Linked DNA regions of Mus musculus: region 2 is linked to region 1. The links are chromatin loops, found by intact Hi-C in ENCODE. Cell type or tissue: gastrocnemius. All regions are shown on one strand. Each heading gives the region's core, and the rest is flanking DNA. Links, peaks and the distances in the headings are about the cores only.

The links. Hi-C counts contacts between places; a loop is a spot of excess contacts. Peaks named below come from ENCODE experiments on the same cell type or tissue, not always from the same donor. Only the 100,000 strongest peaks of a DNase experiment are listed, where the experiment ranks them.
Region 2: a loop joins it to region 1, with 2.1 times the contacts of the local background. A loop is called at or near these places in 4 of 42 quality-filtered maps.

Annotation. Positions count from the first base shown.
Region 1 is chr2:59,826,126-59,834,176 of GRCm38, forward strand. It overlaps Tanc1 (tetratricopeptide repeat, ankyrin repeat and coiled-coil containing 1), which reads left to right. Exons shown (of 27, transcript NM_198294.3): 20 at 7,011-7,144. Among named protein-coding and RNA genes, the nearest start is that of Wdsub1, 52 kb to the right of the region's middle. RefSeq lists an enhancer at 2,648-3,236. In gastrocnemius, for the core only: a CTCF peak has its summit at 4,254 (motif pointing right); DNase peaks (open chromatin) are centred at 3,189 and 4,275; H3K4me3 peaks cover 2,771 bases; H3K27ac peaks cover 4,863 bases.
Region 2 is chr2:59,878,544-59,886,594 of GRCm38, forward strand. It overlaps Wdsub1 (WD repeat, SAM and U-box domain containing 1), which reads right to left and starts at 4,063. Exons shown (of 11, transcript NM_001379396.1): 1 at 3,935-4,063; 2 at 1-7. Gm52554 (a long non-coding RNA gene) reads left to right here and starts at 4,136. Exons shown (of 3, transcript XR_003954039.1): 1 at 4,136-4,149. In gastrocnemius, for the core only: a CTCF peak has its summit at 3,820; DNase peaks (open chromatin) are centred at 3,771 and 4,043; H3K4me3 peaks cover 1,899 bases; H3K27ac peaks cover 1,798 bases.

The DNA.
Region 1 (8,051 bases), core at 1,562-6,561:
AGACACACCAGAAAAGTGCATCAGATCCTACTACAGATGGTTGTGAGCCACCATGTGGTTGCTGGAAATTGAACTCAGGACCTCTGGAGAGCAGTCAGTGTTCTTAACCACTGAGCCATCTTTCCACTCTCTTACTTCGTGGTCCCAGGCAAGCTGGTGAGCTTTTCTGGGAACAGATAAGACTAGCTAGCACGTGCCCCCCAGGAGTTGTGTATGAAATGGTTTCATGGATACAAAAAAACACATTCAGGTTTTTTAAATACACACATAAGTGTGTGTATTTACTTAAAATGCTTGGGACCAAAAAATTTTTCAAACTTGTGAGTTTTCCAGAGTATATGGGTGTTTTCATAACTAGCAATGTTCTAAGTTGAAAACTTGGAGCATAGTTAAGCAGGCATTTTTGAAGAGTTTCACAGTTTGGCTTTGAGGATTTGGGACACTCACCCTTTCTTTGTTCCCCCCATAGCACATGACCAGGTGAGAGACTAGAGAAAAGGCATGTGTCCAGTACTCTCTGGGGTCTGTTGAGAATGTGAAACACTGACCTAGAAATGTGACATGCCTTCCTGCCTTTCCTCGGACACCCACTGTGATGCCCTCCACAGGACTCTGTCCACCTCATCTTGTGCTGAGATATCAGGGAGAGAAAGACAGACCATGATACTTGTTTTCATGGCCTCGGTGACCTTAGGCACGCCTTTGGTGTCTTGGCAGATAGCTGAATCTATCCGAAGTGTGAACACTCTCAGCGTGCTTTGGGAGTGACAGCTGTTCAGAGCTGTGGTCTTCGTTCAGGTGTTAGAGGAGCAAGGTGTTTATGAGATAGGAATAATGTCATCTGTGCCTTAGGATGTTATGTTCCCGATGCTCCCAAGGCATAGTTGAAATAATATCAGAATAGGGTCAAAAGTGGGGCAGGACTCAGATCCAGATGTGCGTGCAACACATTGGTACTGATGTGCTCGTAAGATGTTCTGCTGTTCTGGTCTCAGGAGCCCCATGGCCAGAGTGAGAAGGGAACACAGCCATTGCACGCTGTTCATACTGTCTGTGGGAGAGCTTGGTAGCCCTTTGGGGGGCACAGGATCTTGTTCTGGTCTTTTCCTTCTAAAGACATCCACATGTCGTTGTTTGTGAATTCAGTGTCTTTAGAAGAGACCTCCTAGAGGCAGCAGTGAAGGAGCCAGGAACTCAGGTGGCATCCACTCTCTAACTTCGTGGTCCCAGGCAAGCTGGTGAGCTTTTCTGGGAACAGATAAGACTAGCTAGCACGTGCACCCCCAGGAGTTGTGTATGTGGGGCTGGAGGGATGACATTTGTTATATTACTTAATATCTTAGTAGTAGTAATAACTTATCATAAGTCTAGCTGCATGTAACAGCTCTTGAACATCTGTCAGCCGCTGAGCACTGCAGAATACCACAGGGTAGGTTCTATTTAACCTCAAGGAGCACATAGGAGACCGCTGTCTAGTACACTTGCGTGAGGTTAAAGGAACTGAGCTACACAAAGTTCTACCTCTTGCCCTAGATCACAAAACAAATTCTCCTAATCTACTGGCTTCTAACCCGGCCACAATGAGGTGGCCTTTCTGAGACCCCGCCCCCACTGTTTACTTCTAACTGCTGCCTTCCTTTTTATATATATATAAATGGGAAAAGCCGACATAACATGGAAATAAATTGCACAAACAAACACACACATCTAAACAAAACTGGGCTGTTCTGCTGACGATGACCTCATGGCCAGAGGAAGTGTGTATAGCAGCAGGTGCAGGCTCTTGCTTAAGAGCTCAGGGGTGTTCATGAAGGGCAGTTGGCATTTTCCATAGGTAATATGTAAAAGGTAGTTATCTGGCTTGGAGGAGTGGTCTCTATCACCTTCCCTCCAAGCCTCCACGTCAGGTCTGAGAAGCAAGTAAGGTGCATCCCTGGTTCTCACCCTCAGGGCAGCATCCCTGGTTCTCACCCTCAGGGCAGCATCCCTGGTTCTCACCCTCGGGGCAGCATCCCTGGTTCTCACCCTCAGGGCAGCATCCCTGGTTCTCACCCTCGGGGCAGCATCCCTGGTTCTTACCCTCGGGGCAGCATCCCTGGTTCTCATCCGCAAGCCCTGGACCACTGCAGGGGCCCACCCTGTGTGTGCTTGAGTGACAGCTCTGTTAGAACACTTCATAAACAGCCTTGTCTGTGATGAGATGACTGTGTTCCCAGCAAGCTGACAGTTGAGAGTTGTTTCTTTTTTTAAAATCAAATCTTTGCCCGGAGAACTTCAATATGTAAAGGATTCTGCCAAATGATCCATTTTATGGTGCCAAGGAGTGTTTCTCCGTGATGTTTTCAGTGAGCTCGGATGGCTAAGTGTCAGTTAGGTTTTTCCTAAAATGAACATCTGCCGGGACGAATCTGCTCGTGCTCAGAAGACAGCGCTGCCAAGGTGAAATCACTCAGGATTGTCAGGATAGGGAGGGGATGTGCTTGCTTTTGGTTTTTTTTTTTTGTTTTTTTTGTTTTTTTTTTAATTCAATCACACAGATGATATCTTGTTAAGCGATTGCCAAGTAAAAGCACTTGTGCCTGGCTTCAGTGCCTCGTGTTCACAGGGACTGGGGCCTTTCCTTTCACGTGTCCTTGTGTTTTATTGGCCAAACACAAAGCAGCAATGTCCTCTTTCCCACCCTGGTCCTGCCTTTCACACCCCACCCCTGCCCCCACTCCTTTTTTGTCTGATGAAGCCAAGTTCACTGACCCTCATTAGAGCTGGGGCCAAGGTTGGCTTTCTCAGCAGGATGGTTGGAATTCCTGAGCATAGCTTGTTTTGAGTTTGTTTGTTGTAGCCCTCCATGCTTCCGAATATGGGAATGTGGTATCCTGAAATCCTCACCTCTGTGGAAACTTGAGATGCATCCTCGCCTGGGGAGTTTGGTGATGGAGCTAAAAATACTCACTCTGGGTAGAAGAGGAAGCCAGTGCTCCAGTGTCTGTCATCAGCAGTGTCTCCTTAGGAATTCCTGTATAGAACCTGATCTGGTTTGAGGCTGAGCAGAGTGGACCTGCGCTGACAGGTTCTTAATCGCCCCCCCCCCCCCCACAGCAGGTCTGCACTAACAAGCACACAGCAAATCAAATCTGGCTGTGGAGAAAGAAGAAGGTGGGAATCTGACCCCGTCGCCAGGCCTGGCAGGGCGGGCACGCTTGTCAGCTTGTCAGCTGCTCCAACGTCCGGCTTCTCTGCTGGCTGGTGAAACACACGAATCCTATTTTTAGCGCAGGGCTGTCTGATGTGTTACTGTCAAGACTTCAGCAGCAGCTGCAGCAGAGATTCCAGATTCCGACTTAAAGGCACCCCGTTTCTCAGTGGTGAAGCCCCTTCACTAAATGAGAGGGGGGAGTGTTGAGTAGGTGGACCATCCAGTCTCAAATGCAAGACCGGACTTGTCTCTTTCCGGGGACTCCTAGGTCTCGGTGTGCAGACACATGTGTGCACCCCTGATTTCTTTCTCCTCCTGCTTGGGTCCAGCCATGGAAAGAGGAGGAGAGTCCCTGAGTGGAGGAGAGTTCCAGAGCAGCAGCTGGCACCCAGGTCTTTTATGGCCCACTTGAGGGCTCCTGCAAGATCAGTTGAGATAACGTATATTATAGGAGAAGAAAACAAAACAATTTTTATATCCTTCAGAACCCCTAGGGGAGGGACAGACTTTTGTAATGAAAGGCACGTCAGCTGGAGCCATGCACACCAGTGTTGCTCTCCTTGAGGCAGAGGTGCACATGACAGAGAAATGAGCATGGCTCACAGGGACTGCACAGGCCCAAGCTTCGGACTCAGCCTCTGCATAGGCTGTGAGACAGAGACAGGTAACATGGGCGAGGCCACACGTGTGAGGTTCTCCAGTGAATCCATACCTGATCCTCCCTAAACAGAGGAGATGTCTATCAAGGGAGGGTTCCCACAGGGACATCAGCTTCCCACATAAAGCGGAGCAGCTCGTCCATACTCAGCGCTTCTTAGGACATCTGAGCATCTCAGTATAGCTTCTCTTTCTGCCAGAGGCAGGTGTGGGTGCCGTATACTTGTGCTAGAGCCTGTAGTTCCTGCCTGGCTTCTTACAGGGACTGAGGCTAGCTCTACCACTTCCTTGGAGAGCGGAAAGGGTCCAGTGCTACTTCCTGGAGCAGCGTTCTACCACTGATGCCGAAACAGTGCCCTTAGGGTGTGCTGTGCTTTGTTTGTGGAACACGTTGACAGCCAGCAGATGTCAGCCTATGCGTCCTCATGGTCAGGCCTGAAAAGGCTGGTGTCAGCTTTCAATCTGCTGCCTCCTCCGGTCCCCTGACTTGCTCCTTCTGTGCTGTCCGCTGCAAAATCAAGAGACTTGAGGTCAGTTAGAACAGAGTCCCTTGAACACGTTTTCCTGGAGAGGTGTGCTGACCTACTTCCTGAGAGAGAAGAAGGTGTTGTCACTGAGTGAGGAGGAACTCACACTGAGCGAGAGTGGTCTGGTGGGACCAGGCCAGCAGAATGCCCCTCACCTCCCCAGCGAGAGGGGAAGCTACTGAAAGATGGACAGTGCCGACTGTAGGGTCCACATTCATGCTCAGGGGCTTGGGACCAGAAATACCATGAGAACCGGCTTGTCTTTCTGGAAAGAGGGGCTGCCTGTTCCTGCTGTCTTCCTGGGCTTTAGATGCTAGGCCCCCGAGATGAGTCTTCCTGGTAATCTGCTCCGTCCCACGGCTCCTGCCTTGCTCCTTACTCCCTGCACAAGGCTGGGATGGGACTCGGGTGATATTAGCACTCTCAGAACCAGCTGTCTGGTCTGCAGTGTCTGTGTCTCTGTCTTCTGTCTGCCTGTCTGTCGTTAGTCCATCTGTCTGTGTCATGGTTAACCTCAGTCACCAGGGCCATGTATAAGGGAAGCTGGAGTAGTTATGGGCAGAGGTTTAGGAGCCAACCCTGGTGGCATAGTATTTATAGAAGGCCCCAGGAGGAGCAGGCATCAGGCAGCTGTGTGGGAGGGGCCTGGAGAGACAGGTCCACGCATGCAAGTGTATGGGAAGCAGCCTCCTTGATCACAGGTGTCCGAGGTTCTCGTCACCATATCCCTAGCTCTGATGAGGAGGCAGATCTTGGGTCCCACTCTCTCCAAAAGGAGCGTTCAAGGTCCCTTCTCCAGACTGCTCTTGCAGTGTGGGCTTTTACTCACTGAGTCAAGCATGTAAGATGGGTCTGTTGTGTTGTCAAGTTGTGTTTAGGTGTGGGGCATGTATTTTCATAGATGTGTGAATTTCCCACCCTATGATAACATTGTTCGCTGGCGTCTCCCACTACTGACAGCAGTGTGGGTAGTGTCCGGCTTGAGGCCTCGTGAGGAACACTGCCACACAAGTGTGCATTCACCCGATCTGACTCCCAACTGCTGTCTCCTGCCGTCATTCCCACCAGTGAGGAGTGGGTGACCCCTCGTGCATCTCTCAGTTGCATCGGCTGCTGAGGAGGCCGGGCACTTTCATATGATCACGGGCACCGCCTTGCTTTTGTGAAGGGTTTGTTTCTGCTGTTTCCCATTTGTAGCTGAGAAGTCCACCTCTTCCCCAACCGCCCCACCCCCCGATCGTGGGGATACTGCTGTCTTCTGGAAGCTGGAAATTAAGGATATATTTAAAAACAGTCTTCCAAGGAGGCACGGGAATGGCACCACAGGCTTAAGCTGCTTCCTCCTCCTGGCAGCAGGTCACTCCCTTCTAGGGAGCATCTATCCTGTGCGGCTCAGAGCCATGCTGCCCTACAGGGCTTGACATTAGTGTACTGCCGCTGTGCTCAATGGATCCCAGCGATCACAGAACCCACCCTGATTAAAAGGGCAAGGGTTGTCACTGGCACCTGCTATTGTCTTTTCTTGGACACGTGACAAGGCAAAAGCCAGGATGGAGGTGAGGGGAGGGGAGGCACTGACAGTCACGTGAGCACTCTTTCCCGCTGGAGCTGCACTCCACACCACACCCAAGAGGCATCCACCCCGCACCTTATTTTTTTCTCTTATGATATGGGATTTTAACTTGTTAAAAGAGGTTTTATGGGCTAGAGAGATGACTCAGTGGTTAAGAGCACTGACTGCTCTTCCAGAGGTCCTGAGTTCAAATCCCAGCAACCACATGGTGGCTCACAACCATCTGTGATGGGATCTGATGTCCTCTTCTGGTGTGTCTGAGGGGAGTGACAGTGAACTCACTATAATTTAAAAAAAAAAAATTTTTTTTTAAGAAAAAGTTTTACATTCCGGCAAAGCAGGAATGATGGGTGCTTTTGATTGTCTCAGTAATTTTTTTTATTTGAAAAAGCTTTTGATTTTTGTTTATGTTTTTATATGTGCATACCACAGGAATGAGGGGGCTCTGGAGGCCAGGGAAGGGTGTTAGGTCCTCTGGAGCTGGAGTTACAGGTAGTTGGTGAGCAGCTTAATGTATGTGCTGGGAACTGAACTGGGGGGCATATCTCCAGCCCCTCGATAATTGCATTTCACTGAGTGGACTTGCACTTAAGGCTAAGAGGCCAGCTTTCAGTATAGCACTAGTCTGCCAGTGATATACTTAGTGAATCTGTGGTTTAAACAGAGCATGGTACGGCCTGCTAAGGTGTCTTTGCCCTCATGGCTCTAGCTGGTATAGCTTGACTTGAGTTGGAGGCCTACCTAGGACAGCTGACACATGGCTGGCCCAACAGTGCTGGCTGTCCACTAGGCTGTCAAGTCCAGGTGGCCTCAGCTTGGTCCTCGTGGGTCTCACCCCAGAGATCTTCAGTCTTCCTCACAACTTAGGGGCTGGCTTCCAGCGCAGTGCAAACTGCCCATTTCCAGAGACCCAGGGCTTGACATTAGTGTACTGCCGCTGTGCTCAATGGATCCCGGCGATCACAGAACCCACCCTGATTAAAAGGGCAAGGGCACAAGCACTGGAGGTGATAAGGCACTCGAGGCCCTACTGACAGTCCCCTCTTCCGTCCCTGTCTAGCCCTGACGGCCGCTGCTGGGAGAGGAAAGGTGGAGATCTGCGAGCTGCTGCTGGAGCGTGGAGCTGCCGTGTCTCGGGCCAACAGGAGAGGGGTTCCCCCTCTGTTTTGTGCCGCCCGCCAAGGCCATTGGCAGGTACCCAGGGGCCCCTGGATGCTTCAGGAGCGGTGGGTGGGGATGGGGTTCACTGTTGAGACCACCTGTGGCCCATGAGGCTCTTTCTCCTCCCTGCCTTCCTCCCATGTCCTTGTGACTGCTTCTCAGAGGCCAGCATGACAGACATGTACAGCCAGCAAGATGGACTGAAAGCCGTGCCAGAGGCACAGTGGTTCCCTTAACTCCAAGAGGACTAGACTGCAGTGGTAGAGGGTTCACTGTGGCAGCGTGTCTGCCGCTGTTATTTTTGTAGTGTGTTCGTACACTGAAAGAGGGCTGCCATGGGAGTTCTTCTTGGACTAGCCATTCTTACACCATCTTGAATTCAAGGGAACAGGGCATCATTGTCCAGCAGCTTCTTCCTTTGTTTTGAAACAATGACCACATCTCTGCCCGCACTCAGTACCCTGTGACGCTTGGATCGTGCACACAAACAACTTCAAGACCACTCACTCATTATAGAATAGCGTCTGTAATAGCATCTAACCCTCTGCCTGTCTCAGTGTTTCCTAACTCACGGGGAAGGTGGGAGGAGTTTGCTGGTGAATAATGTGAGAACCTGGGATGGTGCCACCTCTGCCACTCTGGCAATGTAACATGCAGGGAATGTGCCCAGGCAACCTCCAGGCTGACCCAGCGGATAAAATGGCTCCCTCCAGCACAAGGAGTACATCGGACTCCTTCCTGAGTTTCTGATCTTTCTCCCCAACTGTTAGTAGCATGTGTGGCATAAGCACATTGCTGATGCTGGAATTTTGCTGACAGTTGTCCTCTGAGGACAAGCCACCCCTCGTGCTGCATCTTAGCAAAGCATGTAACCAAGGGTTCAGAGTCACTCTCCAGCCTTAGACCCTTCTCTCGTAACGGTAGTTCCCCTCTCAGCATT
Region 2 (8,051 bases), core at 1,628-6,627, 52 kb after region 1:
AAACAGCCTGTGAGTTTTTAAACCAGTCAAAGTCACATGTCACCCTAGAAATCAGGGAAATCCAAGTCTGAGAAAAAGAATCTACCCCACAAAAGTCCCGTTTTTAAGGACAATTCATTACCTGGGATAATTTGGAGGTAATGATTAAACAAAAAACCCGGAGCCTAAAAACCAGCTTTACCTCAGACCTATTAAAGTCAACTCAAAAACGTTACCACTTTTAACTGTATCAGATGATCCCTCCACCAGAGAGCCAAGCTATTTGCTTCGAAATATGATTTACTGATAGAGGGAAAACCCCAAAGTCTCCTTCAAAATGTAGCTGTATTGAAAGCTGCCTTGTCATGGTCTGCACAAAGACACAAAAGATTTGAGGCTTGGAAACCAAATGCTAATGGAACAAAGTTGTCCAGACCACACACAATCCAGAGACACATTTTAAAAACCTAAAATCCAAATTCCTTTCGATAGCTCATAAAAACATACGGTCTGATCCCTTTTTGTAAATTTCAGCAATGTTTACTGATTTCATTTACAAATCTTTGGTGTTCCTGGTGTTTATTCTAAGGTAATTTTTTAGACTCAGTTTGTAATAATTACAGGTTTCATCAAGACATTTTCATTCAGTTTGTCTTTTTAAAAATTCTCCTTCCTGATCTCTGGATCCGTTCCTTCTGGAAATAACACCTTCTGCCTTCATGTTATGTGATGTGATATATATATATATATGTGATGTGATATATATATACACACACACATATATATATATACACATATATATACATATATATATGTATATATATGTAATATGTGTAGTGTGTGTGTGTAGCATGTGAGTGTTTGCCTGTATGCATGTTTATATTCATGCATGCGGCATCTGCAGAGAGCCAAAGACGGCCCTGGAACTGGAGGTACAGGCAACTGAACTGCCATGTGGGTGCTGGGAATCAAACCCAGGTCCTCTGGAAGAGCAGCCAGTGCTCCTAGCCGTTCTCTCTGGCCTCACGCCACACACATTCTATTAGTTCCCTGCCATCCCCTGAGCTTTCTGCTCTTACTGAGTCCTTTCTAATTTCATGACCCACATATCCCCACCCCCGACACAATTATGAGAATTTTCAAATCCTCAGTTTTGTGTGTCTAGCTTGGAATATACGTGGAAGCCAGGACTCTGGACAAGGGCACTGGGAACAGGGAGTCTTTAAAGAGCAGAGTCTCAAGGGCTGCTCCATATACAGAGTACAGATGTTCGGGTACTGGGGCAGAAAGACTTAGTCTGGGAGGGTGAAAGAGATGAGGTGAAAGAGAGTGTGAACCAAAATGAAGGGTTCCAAGAGTCATGGAAACCCCGTTGAAAAATATAAAAGTTCTGAAGGTAGATAACTTACAAGACTAGCTAATACTGCCCTAGACACATGCCTGGTGGGACTTCACCTATTTGTGTTACGTTTCTGTTGTGGCGAAGACACTATGACCAGGAAAACTTATAAAAGACTTTATTGTGGCTGGTGACTCCAGGGGATCAGAATCTGTCATCTTGCTGGGGGATATGGCGGTAGGCAAGAAGACCACTGGAGCCACTGGAGCAGTCGATGAGCACTTCTATCTGATCACAGGCAGGAAGCAGAGAGAGCACTAACTGGAAATGACAAACCTCAAAGCCCAACAAGGCCTCCAACAAGGACACATCCCCTAATCCTTATCAAACAGTCCCACCAACTGGGGACCAAGCATTCAAACAGACGAACCTAAGAGAGCCATTCTTGTTCAAACCATTACACTTCCATGGGAATTGTTGGTCGGAGAAGCCCCAGAAGCTCGCCCCTCCCCTCAAACAGCACAGGCTCTTGCCAAGCCTTGGTTGTCCACCAGAACTAGATGACAAAGCTCTACTGCTGGAAGGTTCCACATCTCTTGGTTCCAAGATACAAAGAAATCAAGCTGCAAGCGACCTGGAAACCTCCTCCATGCTGGCTAGCTGTTAATGCCATTGGTGCTATGGAGGCTGATGGAGAAAAAAGACAAATCTTAACTAGCCGAAACTCTATGAACTATAATCACAACCTGGCAGGCAAGATGTAGCCACCATTGTAATAGTGGCACAACTCTTAGGGAGACAACCAATCCTTCTCTGACTGGATTTGTGGGCAGATGGGAATCAATGCCCAGTACTGAAAAACCTGTCTATCGCCTATGCCTAGAGAGGTCCTGGGGAAACTTATTACTGTTGTTCAGCTTAATTGACGAAGAGTCAAACTGTCCTTCTAAGTATCTGTGCTTATAAGCACAGCCAAATAAATGCTGCTCTCAGCCCCAGAGAGACCTCTCTTTGCCATCGATGGTGAATGCAGAGTCTCATGGAATGCAGTATAGATACTGAGGCTAAGGAAAGCTGAGGAATCAGCCTGAAATAAGATGTTTATAGCATCCCTTCTAAGGCTTAGGAACAACTGTAAGACAGGGAACCAAAAGACTTCAAAGGCAGCGGACAGAGGAAGTGCTCTGAAATCCCACTCATTAGATATAGCCACTGCAATCATACATGCCCAGCAACCTTGTTACTGTGCTGAGCTCGCACAAGGTTGGCGCTGTCAAGACAGGGATCAGGGAAGTGGCTCGTGAGGCACCGCTTCTTACTTCTGAACTATTGGCCAATGGTAGATTCTGGGAGAGGGGGGCATTGTGTTCAGGTATCCAAGGCTGACCAGCATTTGTGTGAGTCTGGCTTATTTCACTTAGCAGGGTCATTTCTAGTTCCAACATTTTCCCACAAATATCATGATTTCATTTTTCTTTGTGGCAAAGTAAAATTCTATTGTGTATATGTACCGATTTTAAAAATCCATTTGTATCAGTTTAAAAAAATCCAACTGGCAACAGTCATCTAGATCAGTTCCATTTCTTGTGGTATGCAGCCTTGTACCGCACACAGTGCATGTATCTCTGTGGTAGGACTTAGATCTTTGGCTACATAAGATGTTGTACAGGCAGGTCGAATGTCAGTCTTCTGAGAATGCTTCATACTGATTCCTGCAGCGGCAGCCCCTGTGTGCATTCCCACCGCCAGTGACCACAAAGAAGTAGGCACCCTGTCCATATTGCTTATCTCTGCAACCACAGCATGCAAGGCAGTGCTAGGTACCTAACGTGCTCAAATGAAACTCCGTTCCAAATATAGTTGAGTTTGCTTTTAAATGTTACATATGAAATCTAGCATGGAATGATTTAGAAAGTAAAGCTTCCAAAACAAAAATCTAACTGTGGAAAAACAGTATAATTAAAAATTAGTGCCGGGCATCCTGGCCTGAGCCTGTAACACCAACACTAGGGAGGCAGAGGCAGGACGAGGATCAGGGGTTCAAGATCACCTTCAGCTAAACAAGGAGGTAAAGCCTACCTAACTAGTCTCAGAAAACCAACAAACGAGTAACAATCGCGGCTGAAACCATCCCTAAGAAACAGACGTGACCTCGACTTGTAAAATGGATAATCTCTTGTCTTCATCTAGTTTACGGAAATCTCTACAAATAAATAAGTAAATGTTTTCATTTTCATCTTCTTCCCAAAGTTCAGCAGCCTTCCCTCCAGGTCTCTCATAGCCTCACAAAACAAAACAAGCAGAAACACTCCAACAGGTTCTCGGAAAACAAGCTCAGATGGAGCTTTCTGGAGCCGGTCCAAATCCCCGGAGTGCCAATGCAGCGAGAGACTTTCCGAACCGGCTCCCGCTCTCTCTCTCTCGGCGCACAAGAGGCCGGGCGAGCCAGCAGGCCAGTGGGGTGTGCGTGACCGCAGCCCACCCGGTGGCCCGGTCCTGCCCCCGCCCCAACGCCACCTGGCGTGCAGCCCACACTCACTTCCCTCGCACCCGGACTGAGAGTCCCGCCTCCGGGCGGCTCCTCCCCTGCGCGGCTCCGGGGTCGAGGTCACGCACCTCCGGGTTCTGAGGTCACCAAGTCTGCACTGCCCCGGGCTCGGCCCCGGGCTGGGCCCCGAGCTGGGCTGCTGGGCTGGGCTGCTCACTAGGCAGAGCCCGACTCACTGGGTCACGTGTTACCTAACTGAGGTGGGCGTGGCTGCGGCGCAGGGAGAGCCGCGCAAGCCCCACCCCGCGCCCATGCCCGCGCATGCGTGCCCGCGGCAGCTCCGGTAGGCCGGTTCCCTGTGGGCTTTGGCTGTGGTAATTTACCTGGAAGTTGGTTTTTTTTCTTGTTTGTTTTGGGTTTTGTTTTGCTTAATGGTCCAAATGGGACTATATCATACTGCCGAATGGTAGTTTAACTTTTTTGCTCACAGAAAAAAAAAAGTTAGATTAAGCTCCTTCGTACTTAGATCTCTATCCACACTTCTGAACCTCAACTAGAGCTAAATAGAAATGGAACTACTGGGTGTATGAGCCTAAAGAATTTTCAGACTTACGTTACATACCAAGTACCCAGTGGCTCTGGGTTGTTTGTACTTGGCATGGTTTGTACTCTGAATGATATATGTAGAGTGGTGCCTGTCTCTCCACATTCTTGCCAGACTTGAGTGTTATCTTTTTCTATCTCCATAGTGACTGGAGCCCTGGTGAATGTGTATTTTGTTTGATATGGGCATAGCCGTATCAAGGAGCCCAGTGCCTTAGAGCCATGGGACTGGAAAAGCCACCCCTCCTGTCTGACGTTCTAACGTTAACGGGGTGTGCAGAAATGTCCTCTCTAGCTTTGTCCTCCTGGATGTTTACCGCCTGAAGACTGGTCCCCCACAGAGACTGCTCCTAGTGATGAGCTAAGCCTGTCTCCTTGTTCAGCTGTATACTATAAACCCTGCCATCTTAATTCAGCTATATGTTGAACTGTAACCCCTCTCTGTGTCCAACTGTATGTATTAAACAGGCTGGGTTCCCAGGGTTCTGCAGCCTTTTCCATGAGAGAGCCCAGACCATGTCATCCCAGATTCTGTGGATGTGTGTCTGTCACGCCTTCTTTCCTTTGAGGCCCGTTGCAAGGATGCAGCACATCTCCATCAATTTGACTGGCTATTATCTTAGTAAAATCTGTGAAATCTATGAAAGAAACCTAGGTGATAGTTAATAGTGTCAATGTGTCCAGAGCTAGAATCACCATGGAAACAAAGTTCTGGACATGGCTGTGAGGGATTTTTTTGATTAGGCTAATGAGGTGGAAAGGTCCACCCTAACTGTGGTGGTACCATCCCACTCGGTGACTTGGGCTGAAGAAAAAGGAGCACCAGTGTTTATCTCTTTCTTGACTTGGATGCAATGTGACCAGTTTCCCCAGGCAGTGCTGCCCATGTTCCCTGTCACGATGCTCTTTATCCTCTGGAACTGTGAGCCAAAGTGAACCACCCTTTCCCCAAGTTGCTCTTGCTGTGTGTTTTATCACAGCAATTAGACAAGGGACTAGTAGACCCCGCCTACAAACACCAGTTGTTTGCTGCAGCACGTTCACCCCATGGGACAGGTAGTTTGGGAGAGGCAAGCCCTCTCTGGTAGCTTGTCTCTTGCTTAAAACCTTGGGATATGGAAGACTTTCTAAAATATGCCAAATAGGAATCATTTATAAAGAAAAGATTATAGAGTTAGGTCTCTGTTCCTCCCCAATTTGGACAGATGGACAGGTATTTCCTCTGTAGCACCACCTGAGTCCTTGAGACCAGATGGTAAAAGTCGGGGGAGGGGAGCATACGTAGTATATTTTTGGCTTCTGGTCTCTACATTGGCTTCAACAACATCAAAGTAGATATTGCCACCATCAATCTTCCATTGATTTAGCCACATGATCTCCATGTTCCAGCAATAGTCCACCTCCAGAAAGTTCCAAAGTACAGGTGGTGGTGCATGACAGAGCAGAGTCCCAGCTTCATGGACAGGAGTGAAAAAGAAACAGAAAGGGACTCTATCCCACTACCTGAATCACGGGTGTGTCCTCTACGATCTGATCTGAAGACCTCCCGCTGCCACCACCTTCCAAAAGTGCCAGGGGCTTAAGACCCAAGCTTTTAACACATAGACTTTTTCAGTACATTCCAGATCCAAACCATAGCAAGTGCTTCCCCTGGAACCCAAGTGGCATGTTAGGACTCCCTCAAGAATCATTTCCATTGGTAGGCTGTGAAAGGCCAAACAGTGCTGGGGTCACTCACCTAGCTCTGAGACCACATGGGGAGGCATGGAGGCCCCATCTGTCCATCCAGGCTGAGTTCCAGTAAAGAGTCAGGACCCAGGAGAAGACCTGCCACCTCTCACCTTTCTCTTATGGCAGGAGCCATGTGCTGGACCCTGTCCTCATGACAGTCTATTTCTTGTCTGTCCCAAGGTGCTAGGGGTGTGCGCTCACACAGCCTTAGGTGCAGTCTCCAATGCTAAACTCTTCATTGGTCTTCACTCTTGTAAGTTACTTGGAGAAATTTGCTGTCTTAGTGACTTTTTTATTGCTGTGTCAAAACACCATGACCAAGGCAACTTAGAAATGACATGTTTAACTGGGCTTCAGGCTTCAGATGCTTAGTCCATGATGTGGAGAAAGGGTTTGGTGACAGAAACAGCTAAGAGCTCACACCTTAAATCACAAACAGGAGGCAGAGAGCACTAACTCAAAATGGCACAAGGCTTTGGAATCCTCAAACCCAAGAGGACCCCCACCGACATTCCTCCTCCAGCAAACCCACACCTCCCAATGCTCCCCCAGTCAACTGAAGACTAAGCATTCAAATACAGGAGCCCACTGGGGCCATTCTCATTTAACCACATATGCTAACATAGTTTCTCTTTACGCCAAATGGGATAATTGAAACTTTAACCTCATAGTTACTGACTTAAAGAACTATTCCTCGATGCTTACCATACAGTTATAGTGGATAGCCAAGAGCAATGACAATCAACTTGTTCTTTTGGGGACTCTGTGGGGTCCCCGTGCAGTGACTCATAGGGAGGGACATCAAGCCTGGCATTGCAATGTCTGCTTACATCCAGGTCTTCTAGTAGCAGCAGTAACCATCCATGCAGTCTCTGTCTGAACTCCTTTTAAAAGCTATACTTGAAATCAGCTTACTAATTAGTGGGTTTCGCAAAGACTTTTCATACATCTTTAGTTTTGGTTAACCCACTCCCCTATGCCCTCTTCTTCCCCATCGTACACTCCCTCCTTAACCCTTTAACCCCCAGTATGCAGCCCTCTTCTTTCATATGAGTCATTCTTTTTTATTTACTTATCTTATTTACTTTTCTTATTTATTTACTTATCCCCTTTACAACCCAATACCAGCCCTTCCCCTCCTCCCAGGGCTCCCTCATGCACATCCTCCCCCCATTCCCCTTTGAGAAGGGGAAGCCCCTCTCTGGGTATCAAACTCCCCCATTACACACACACACACACACACACACACACACACACACACACACACCACACCAAATCACTGCTGGACTAGACATTTATGGGTCATTTTTTTCCCAAAGATTTATTTATTATTATACATAGGTACACTGTAGCTGACTTCAGAAGCACCAAAAGAGAGGATATCAGATCTCATTACACGTGGTTGTGAGCCACCATGTGGTTGCTGGGATTTGAACTCAGGACCTTTGGAAGAGCAGTCAGTGCTCTTACCCACTGAGCCATCTCGACAGCCCTTATGGGTCATTCTTAATTAACAGAGGTCAGTACTGAATTTTTTTTTCCCCCCAGAAAAGTCTGGTGTTTCAAAACAGTGTGTCAATTAAATCAACTCCAGATCCATTTGACATCCAGAGCTAATCACTTTCTCGCCTTATACCTACTCTAAACCATTACAGACACATTTATTCACGAGAGGTTCTACAATGACATTAAAGAATACAATTAAAACATTCCAGAAGCAAATCATATAATCAAAATTCACATGATTAGAATAAGAATACTGATGTCTTCCTGTTATGCAGATCACAGGGAAACATTAAAAGACACAACCCAACAATCTAAGGCTCCAAAGGAATGCATTCACTCCAACTCTCCTGCCCAAAGAAAACCATGCAATGTTTGTTTACCCGACACATGCAGATTGGTGGAGTC